2 separate regions of the Homo sapiens genome follow, and region 2 is linked to region 1. Evidence: read pairs that join two places in POLR2A ChIA-PET (ENCODE). Cell type or tissue: HCT116. All regions are shown on one strand. Each heading gives the region's core, and the rest is flanking DNA. Links, peaks and the distances in the headings are about the cores only. Region 1 overlaps RAD51 (RAD51 recombinase). Region 2 has its middle 9.5 kb from the start of TRS-GCT4-2.

Region 1 (4,391 bases), core at 392-4,391:
AAAATTAGCCAGGCGTGGTAGCGGGTGCCTGTAGTCCCAGCTACTCGGGAGGCTGAGGCAGGAGAATGGCGTGAACCTGGGAGGCGGAACTTGCAATGAGCCGAGATCGTGCCACTGCACTCCAGCCTGGGCGACAGAGTGAGACTCCGTCTCAAAAAAAAAAAAAAAAGAGGATGGTATTTCCAGCCAACTTGTCCCAAGCTGTGGGAATTCCATGTCCTGCTTCTGGAGCCTAAGCACAGAGGTTCCCATAGTTTTTTTTGTGAGTGCCGCTGAGAGAAAAGCTAGGATAACTCTTTATTCTGGTAAACCTTCTCTGTTTTTATAGCAAATAGATAATCTCCCTTTCTTTTTTAATTTTTAATTTTTTTTTAATTTTATAAATAGAGATGGGGTTTTGCCATGTTGCCCAGGCTGGTCTCAAACTCCTGAGCTCAAGCAATCCTCCCCACTCAGCCTCCCAGAGTGCTGGGATTACAAGCATGAGCCACCGTGCCCAGCCTTTTCTCCCTTTCTGATAGTAGATTATATCAGTGTATTTTTTTGTTCGTTTGTTTGTTTGTTTTTGAGACAGAGTCTTGCTCTGTCACCCAGGATGGAGTGCAGTGGTGCGATCTCGGCTCACTGCAACCTCTGCCTCCCGGTTTCAAGCGATTCTCCTGCCTCAGCCTCCCAAGTAGCTGAGAAGCAGGGATTACAGGCGCCTGCAACCAACCCGGCTACATTTTGTATTTTTAGTAGAGATGGTGTTTCACCATGTAGTCTAGGCTGGTCTCAAACTCCTGATCTCAAGTGATCTGCCCACATCAGCCTCCCAAATTGCTGGGATTACAGGTGTGAGCCACTGCGCCCAGCCATATCAGTGTTTCTTGAGGCAGAACTAGAAGACTTGTGCAGTAAAGTACTTACACCTGTTACATCTTTTTTTTTTCACCATACATTCATGATCTAAATAGAGAAAACTTATATCTCTTCATTCTTGTTTTATTTGGTCAGGATCGTAAGGTGTAACTCTATCCTAATGCCATCTGTTTATCCTCATGACAGAATCGTGAACCTAGAACATAATCATAGCACACTGGGTTTTATGTAAACATTCTCTTTTTTTTTTTTTTTTTGAGATGGAATCTCACTCTGTCACCCAGTCTGGTGTGCAATGGTATGATCTCGACTCACTGCAACTTCTGTCTCCCGGGTTCAAGCGATTCTTCTGCCTCAGCCTCCCAAGTAGCTGGGATTACAGGTGCCTGCCACCACGCCCGGCTAATTTTTGTATTTTTAGTAGAGATGGGGTTTTGCCATGTTGACCAGGCTGGTCTCCGACTCCTGACATCAGGTGATCCACCTGCCTCGGCATCCCAAAGTGCTAGGATTACAGGCGTGAGCCACCGCACCTGGCCCTCAAAGAATAGGTTTGATTTAGGTCAGGCGTGGTGGCTCACGCCTGTAGTCCCAGTATTTTGGGAGGCCAAGGTGGGCGGATTATGAGATCAGGAGGTCAAGACCAGCCTGATCAATATGGTGAAACCCTGTCTCTACTAAAAATAAAAATATTAGCTATGCATGGTGCTGCATAGCTCCATGCTACTTTGGAGGCTGAGGCAGGAGAATCGCGTGAACCCAGGAGGTGGAGGTTGCAATGAGATCACGCCGCTGCACTCCAGCCTGGGTGACAGAGCAAGACTCCGTCTCAAAGAAAAAAAAAAAAGAATGGATTTGATTTATCCCAAAGACTTGCCAGGTAGAGCTCCAGAGTAGTTGGGTGCTATCATCTCTCTGCTTATAGTTTGCCTGAACTTCTTAATAGAAAGGGAAATACATTCTTTGGTCCTGAAACTACTGTCAGTACCACTTCTTCCCTACCTATTCAGGTAATTTAAGTGTCAGAAACAAATTGCTCATCTGCCTGAGTTCTGTGTGCAGCCTAAAAATGTTCTCTCCTCTCTCATAGGTATGGTCTCTCTGGCAGTGATGTCCTGGATAATGTAGCATATGCTCGAGCGTTCAACACAGACCACCAGACCCAGCTCCTTTATCAAGCATCAGCCATGATGGTAGAATCTAGGTATGTGTTCAGTATAAGACACCAAATATGTTCTTAAGAGTCCTTCCCTGAATCTTGTAATGGCTATTTGGCCAGATTGATAGTAGTTTGAATTAGAAATGAGGAGGTTTAAGTATAATTCCTGTGTTGACACTCTTGCTTTGTAGTTTAGGTCAAGTCACTATTAAAAATGAAACCATAATCTACTTGAACTTGCTGGAAATCTTGTTAAACGGTGCCTCAGATGTTAGTACTGTGCAAATATTTTAATAAAACATCTATATACAGGCCGGGCGCGGTGGCTCAAGCCTGTAATCCCAGCACTTTGGGAGGCCAAGGCGGGTGGATCACAAGGTCAGGAGATCGAGAACATCCTGGCTAACACGGTGAATCCGTCTCTACTAAAAAAATACAAAAAAATTAGCTGGGTGTGGTGGCGGGCGCCTGTAGTCCCAGCTACTCCGGAGGCTGAAGCAGGAGAATGGAGTGAACCCGGGAGGCAGAGCTTGCAGTGAGCCAAGAATGCCCCACTGCACTCCAGCCTGGGCGACAGAGCTAGACTCCATCTCAAAAAAAAAAAAAAAAAAAAAAAAATCTGTATACAGGAAAAACTATGAATATGAGATTTTAGGGTGGTAAGGAAGGGACCAGAATCTGACACAGGCTAGAAATAGGCTTCAGAGAATCCTTGTTTCCTGTAGGTATGCACTGCTTATTGTAGACAGTGCCACCGCCCTTTACAGAACAGACTACTCGGGTCGAGGTGAGCTTTCAGCCAGGCAGATGCACTTGGCCAGGTTTCTGCGGATGCTTCTGCGACTCGCTGATGAGGTAAGTTGTGGGATAGGGACAGAGAATGCCTACTTTCAGTGGCTGTGAATTCCAGGAGCCTTGCTAGGAGGCTAAGACATCAGTGCCTGAGATCATCAAGCTCTTAGGAAGAAGAGAGACATTAGTTATTCGTTATTTTGTGGGGGAAAGTGGTGGCAGCATTAAGGCTTTTGGAGTGTCTATGGCCACAAAATTGACATTTATCCTTTCCCCATCAGTTTGGTGTAGCAGTGGTAATCACTAATCAGGTGGTAGCTCAAGTGGATGGAGCAGCGATGTTTGCTGCTGATCCCAAAAAACCTATTGGAGGAAATATCATCGCCCATGCATCAACAACCAGGTAAGGTGTTGATGGGATCAGTTCTTCTTTTCGGAATGTCATATTAACTGTGAAGACATGAAGATATAACATTTTCATTTAAGCCCTGTTAAAGCTACTGTTGTATAGACACTTAGGAACTCTTGCTAATCTAATTAACATGCTCTCGTTGGTATAGATGTTTTAGTTCATAAAAGAATTAAAAACCCACAAGTGTGGAAGAATGAATATGAGTAATTGATATGCCTCTCCCCTGTTATTTAAAAAATGTTTGGGCTGGGCACAGTGGCTCACACTGGTAATCCCAACACTTTGGGAGGCCAAGGTGATAGGATGGTTTGAGGCCAGGAATTCGACACTAGTAAGGGCAACAAAGTGAGGCCTCTGTCTCTACAAAAAAAAGTAGCTGGTGTGGTGGCGTGTGCCTGTAGTCTTAGCTACCCAGGAGACTGAGGCAGGAGGATCAGTTGAGCATAGGAATTCGAGGCTGTATTGAGCTATGATCACACATCACTGCACTCCAGCCTGGCAAAAGAGCAGGACACTGTCTTGAAAAAATTTTTTTTCTTTTTTTTTTTTTTTTTTTGAGATGGAGTCTCGCTGTGTCACCCAGGCTGGAGTGCAGTGGCACGATCTCGGCTCACTGCAAGCTCCGCCTCCCGGGTTCACACCATTCTCCTGCCTCAGCCTCCCGAATAGCTGGGACTACAGGCACCCGCCACCACACCTGGCTAATTTTTTTGTATTTTTAGTAGAGATGGGGTTTCACAGTGTTAGCCAGGATGGTCTCGATCTCCTGACCTCGTGATCTGCCCAACTCAGCCTCCCAAAGTGCTGGGATTACAGGCGTGAGCCACCATGCCCGGCCTAAATTTTTCTTTTTTTAATGTTTGTTTCAATATGGACAATCCACTGAGAGGGGCCAGGGCAAAAATGGATTCTGCCAGGTTGGAAATGCACTAAGGAAAACAGTACAGAAACATTCCCAGGGTCCTTCTAGGAAGAATATATGTCTAAAAAATTTTCAGCTCTGTTACAAAGTCAGGAACGGAATTGTTTAATTATAATAAATTGGTGCTTTGGTCTGTGTCTTTGGGTCAGATTGTATCTGAGGAAAGGAAGAGGGGAAACCAGAATCTGCAAAATCTACGACTCTCCCTGTCTTCCTGAAGCTGAAGCTATGTTCGCCATTAATGC
Region 2 (4,391 bases), core at 84-4,083, 140 kb before region 1:
CAAAACCTGTGACAAAAGTACTACCTATAAGGAGCCCAGGTTGAATCTAGTTGTCCTTTGCTATGCTGAACAGTTGGCTGTTCTTGAATGTGTTTTTTATCCTTATAAAATGGTATCCTTTTGGCTGGGTGCAGTGGCTCATGCCTATAATCCTAGCACTTTGGGAGGCCAAGGCGGGCAGATCGCCTGAGCTCAGGAGTTCCAGACTAGCTTGGGCAACACGGTGAAACCCTGTATCTACTAAAATACAAAATAAATTAGCTGGGCGTGGCAGCGTGCGCCTGTTGTCCCAGCTACTCAGGAGGCTGAGGCAGGAGAATTGCTTGAATCCGGGAGGCAGAGGTTGCAGTGAGCCGAGATCGCGCCACTGCACTCCAGCCTGGGCGAGAGAGCAAGACTCTGGCTCTACAGAAAAAAAAAAAAAGTATCCTTTTAAAACTTTTATTATAGCCCCCTTCCCTCACCCCTGCTCTGGAGGTAACCACTATTAATAACTAAGGGGTCCCAAAGGGGTGGGGGTGAGGCAGAACAAGGTCTGGAGGCAGGGAACCTAAGGCCATTTCACACTGACTTCCTAGAACTAAATTGATAGGAAAGCCCTAACTGTCCACTCCTAATAACAAAAGGACCAGAGGTTACTCCCTTTGCAAACCCCCAACTTTTCTGCCCCGCAGATGGGAAATTGAAAGTACCTCTGATTGGTTGCTTTTTGCAATCGATCAGATGTTTCCATGGGACTGTGACCTTTGTAACATCACTTCAGCCTCCGATTGGTTGTTGTCTGCAACCAATCAAACTGATTGCTGGCCAAGTCTTCCTTTGCATAGAAGTGCAACTTTGTAACTTCAGTTTAGCCTCTGATTGGTTGCCTTTGCAACCATGAGGTGAACACCAAGTGGCCAACGGGAAACCTCTAGGGGCTATTTGGACCCGAGAAGATTCTGTATTGGGGGCCCTTGAGCCACTGCTTGGCCCACTGCCACACTGTGGAGTGTACTTTCATTTTCAATAAATCCCTGCCTTCATTTCGTTCCTTTCGTTGCTTCATTCTTTCCTTGCGTTGCTGTGCATTTTGTCCTATTCTTTGTTCAAAATGCCAAGAACCTGGACAACTTGCAGTCAAGACCCTCTAGCGGTAATGGGGAGGGGGGAAAATAATGATAAAAATAAAGGGTTCTCCTGCCTGTTTTCTATTCATAGATACAAAAATCTATATGTATTTCCTTTAATAAAAATAAAAATGAGATCATGCCATGCAAATTGTTCTGTAACTTGATTTTTTGGATTTTTTTTTTTTTTTTTTTTGCGACGGAGTCTCTGCCACCCAGGCTGGAGTGCAGTGGCGCAATCTTGGCTCACTGCAACTTCCGCCTCCTGGGTTCAAGCAATTCTCCTGCCTCAGCCTCCGGAGTAGCTGGGACTACAGGCACACGCCGCCACGCCCGGCTAATTTTTTTTTTGTATTTTTAGTACAGACGGGGTTTCACCATATTGGCCAGGCTGGTCTCCAACTCCTGACCTCGTGATCTGCCCGCCTCAGTCTCCCAAAGTGCTGGGATTACAGGCGTGAGCCACGGTGCCCAGCCTTGATTTTTTTTTTTTTTTTTTTTTTGAGACGGAGTCTCGCTCTGTCGCCCCAGTCTGGAGTGCAGTGGCGCGATCTCAGCTCACGGCAAGCTCCGCCTCCCGGGTTCACGCCATTCTCCTGCCTCAGCCTCTCGGAGTAGGTGGGACTACAGGCGCCCGCCACCACCCCCGGCTAATTTTTTTTTTTTTTTTTTTTTAGTAGAGACGGGGTTTCACCGTGGTCTCGATCTCCTGACCTCGTGATCCGCCCGCCTCGGCCTCCCAAAGTGCTGGGATTACAAGCGTGAGCCACCGCGCCCAGCCGATTTTTTTTTTTATAGCTGCATTGTGTTCCATTGTACTACAATCTATCTTCTGTTGCTGGAATTTTAGGTGTTTGCAGTTTTTCACTATTCTCAGGCCATAGTAAACATCCTTATATACCCTTCCACACTTGTAGCATAGTTTCTACAGGACAGTTTTTTAGTGTAATTATGGGGTCAATGGCTTTAAATATAAATAGGTAATAGGAAACTGCCCTCCAAAAAGATTATACCAATTTTCATTCTGTCCAGTCATGTGAGAGGCTGAGGCAGCTGAATGCAGCAACTGAAAATGCAGCTGGTCCAGCAGCTGCATTTTTCAAAGTTGGCATTGTTTCCAGTCAGGGTTGGAACCATGGGTTTCCCTGAATGTCTGTATCTTTTCACGGATGACCTAGACTTGCTTGAGTCAATCTTGCTTCCAAAGACTTTAGAGAAAATGGACTGATTTCAAAGCCTTTTCGAGGTTTGGATGATTGATCCTCAAGACTCACATATTCTAGAACATAGGATTATTGAAAACCAAAGACAGAAGCAGAACAGCCATGGAATGTGACCAGTTTTTAGTTGGGTAAGTTTACTGTGGTCCTGACGAGGTATCATCACCAAAGGCACTCATTCTGCTTAGAACACTGTCTTGTACATGGTGAACAATATTGTCTATGATTATGATTTTTGTTTTCTTCCCCTCCAAGTCCTCTGTCATCCTCTTCTTTTCATTTGAAGCTTGTCCACGTTTTCAAAACTGCAACATTTTTGTCAACCATTAACTAGGTGAAAACAGTTAAGAATTGCCTACTAAAGTTGAACACACACATAACCAATGACTCTACTTCTAGCTATCTACCTACAGAAACACTTGTACATGTGCCCCAAGAGACATATAAAAACAGTCACAGCAGTGTTCTTGCAGCAAAAGACTGGAGATAACAAAAATATCCATCAATAAGAGAATGGATACCTAATTGTATGTTCAGATAATTGCAAACTAATCAGCAGTGAAAATGAACGAATTATACGGATAAAACAGTGTCCAGTGACAGAAGTTACAGATGAATACGTTATATAAAATGAATACATTATATAAAATTAAAAAACAGACAAAACATATTTAAGACTACAAATATGTATAAATATGTATATTTGGTAAGAAAAACAAGAGAATGATTAACATGAAATTCAGAAAAGTTGTTATCTTTGCCAGACACGGTGGCTCACGCCTGTAATCCCAGCACTTTGGGAGGCCAAGGCAGGTGGATCACGAGGTCAGGAGATCGAGACCATCTTGGCTAACACGGTGAAACCCCGTCTCTACTACAAATACAAAAAATTAGCCAGGCGTGGTGACATGCACCGCAATCCCAGCTTCTCGGGAGGCTGAGGCAGGAGAATCGCATGAACCCGGGAGGCGGAGTTTGCAGTGAGCCGAGATCGCGCCACTGCACTCCAGCCGGGGGCGACAGAGTGTGACTCCGTCTCAAACAAACAAACAAACAAACAAACAAAAAGTAGTTACCTTTTTTTTTTTTGGAAATGGAGTCTCACTCTGTCTCCCTGGCTGGAGTGCAGTGGCGGGATCTTGGCTCACTGCAACCTCCGCCTCCCAGGTTCAAGCGATTCTCCTGCCTCAGCCTCCCGAGTAGCTGGGATTATAGGCGCCCGCCACCACGCCTGGCTAATTTTTTGTATTTTTTTTTTTTTTAGTAGAGACAGGGTTTCACCATATTGGTGAGGCTGGTCTCAAACTCCTGACCTCGTGGTCTGCCTGCCTCATCCTCACAAAGTGCTGAGATTACAGGCGTGAGCCACTGTGCCCGGCCAAAGTAGTTATCTTTTTGGTGGGAGGATGCCTCCAGGAAGGGACACACAGGAAGCATCAAAGGTGCTAGTAATCTGCCACCTGCCAAGAGGGTAGGAAAAAAAAATTAAAATAATTAAAAATCATTTTTTAAAAAAGAAACAAAGGGGCTGGTAATGTTCTATTTCTCAAGCTGGGTGGTGTATATACAGCATTGCTGTTTTTTTCTTTCTTTCTTTCTTTCTTTTTTTTTTCGGAGACAAGGTCCTGCTCTGTTGCCCAGGCTGGATTGCAGTGGCACGATCATGGCTCACTGTACTCTCGACCTCCCAGGTTCAAGTGATCCTCCCACTTCAGCCTCCTGAGTAGCTGGGACCGCAGCACACACCAGCACACCCAGCTAATTTTTGCATTTTTGGTAGAGACAGGGTTTTGCCATGTTTCCCAGGCCTGTCTGGAACTCTTGGGCTCAAGTGATTCACCCATTTGAGCCTCTTGAGTAGCTGAGAATATGGGTGCATACCACCACACCTGGCTAATTTTTAATATTTTGTAGAGACAGAGTCTCACTGTGTTACCTAGGCTGGTCTCGAACTACTGGCCTCAAGCGATCGTCCCCAACCTTGGCCTCCCAAAGTGCTGGGATTACATGTGTGAGCCACTGCACCTGGCCTTATTATTGTTATTTTTAAACTGTACATGCA

What was found. Peaks named below come from ENCODE experiments on the same cell type or tissue, not always from the same donor. Only the 100,000 strongest peaks of a DNase experiment are listed, where the experiment ranks them.
Region 2: POLR2A ChIA-PET joins it to region 1 with 5 read pairs; 6 of 35 experiments call an interaction of 5 or more read pairs at or near these places.

What each region holds. Positions count from the first base shown.
Region 1 is chr15:40,726,760-40,731,150 of GRCh38, forward strand. It overlaps RAD51 (RAD51 recombinase), which reads left to right. Exons shown (of 10, transcript NM_002875.5): 7 at 1,952-2,065; 8 at 2,746-2,875; 9 at 3,094-3,215; 10 at 4,296-4,391. Among named protein-coding and RNA genes, the nearest start is that of RMDN3, 26 kb to the right of the region's middle. In HCT116, for the core only: no CTCF peak of the experiment used is centred there; no DNase peak of the experiment used is centred there.
Region 2 is chr15:40,582,187-40,586,577 of GRCh38, forward strand. No RefSeq gene overlaps it. Among named protein-coding and RNA genes, the nearest start is that of TRS-GCT4-2, 9.5 kb to the right of the region's middle. In HCT116, for the core only: no CTCF peak of the experiment used is centred there; DNase peaks (open chromatin) are centred at 795 and 1,655; H3K4me3 peaks cover 1,680 bases; H3K27ac peaks cover 1,559 bases.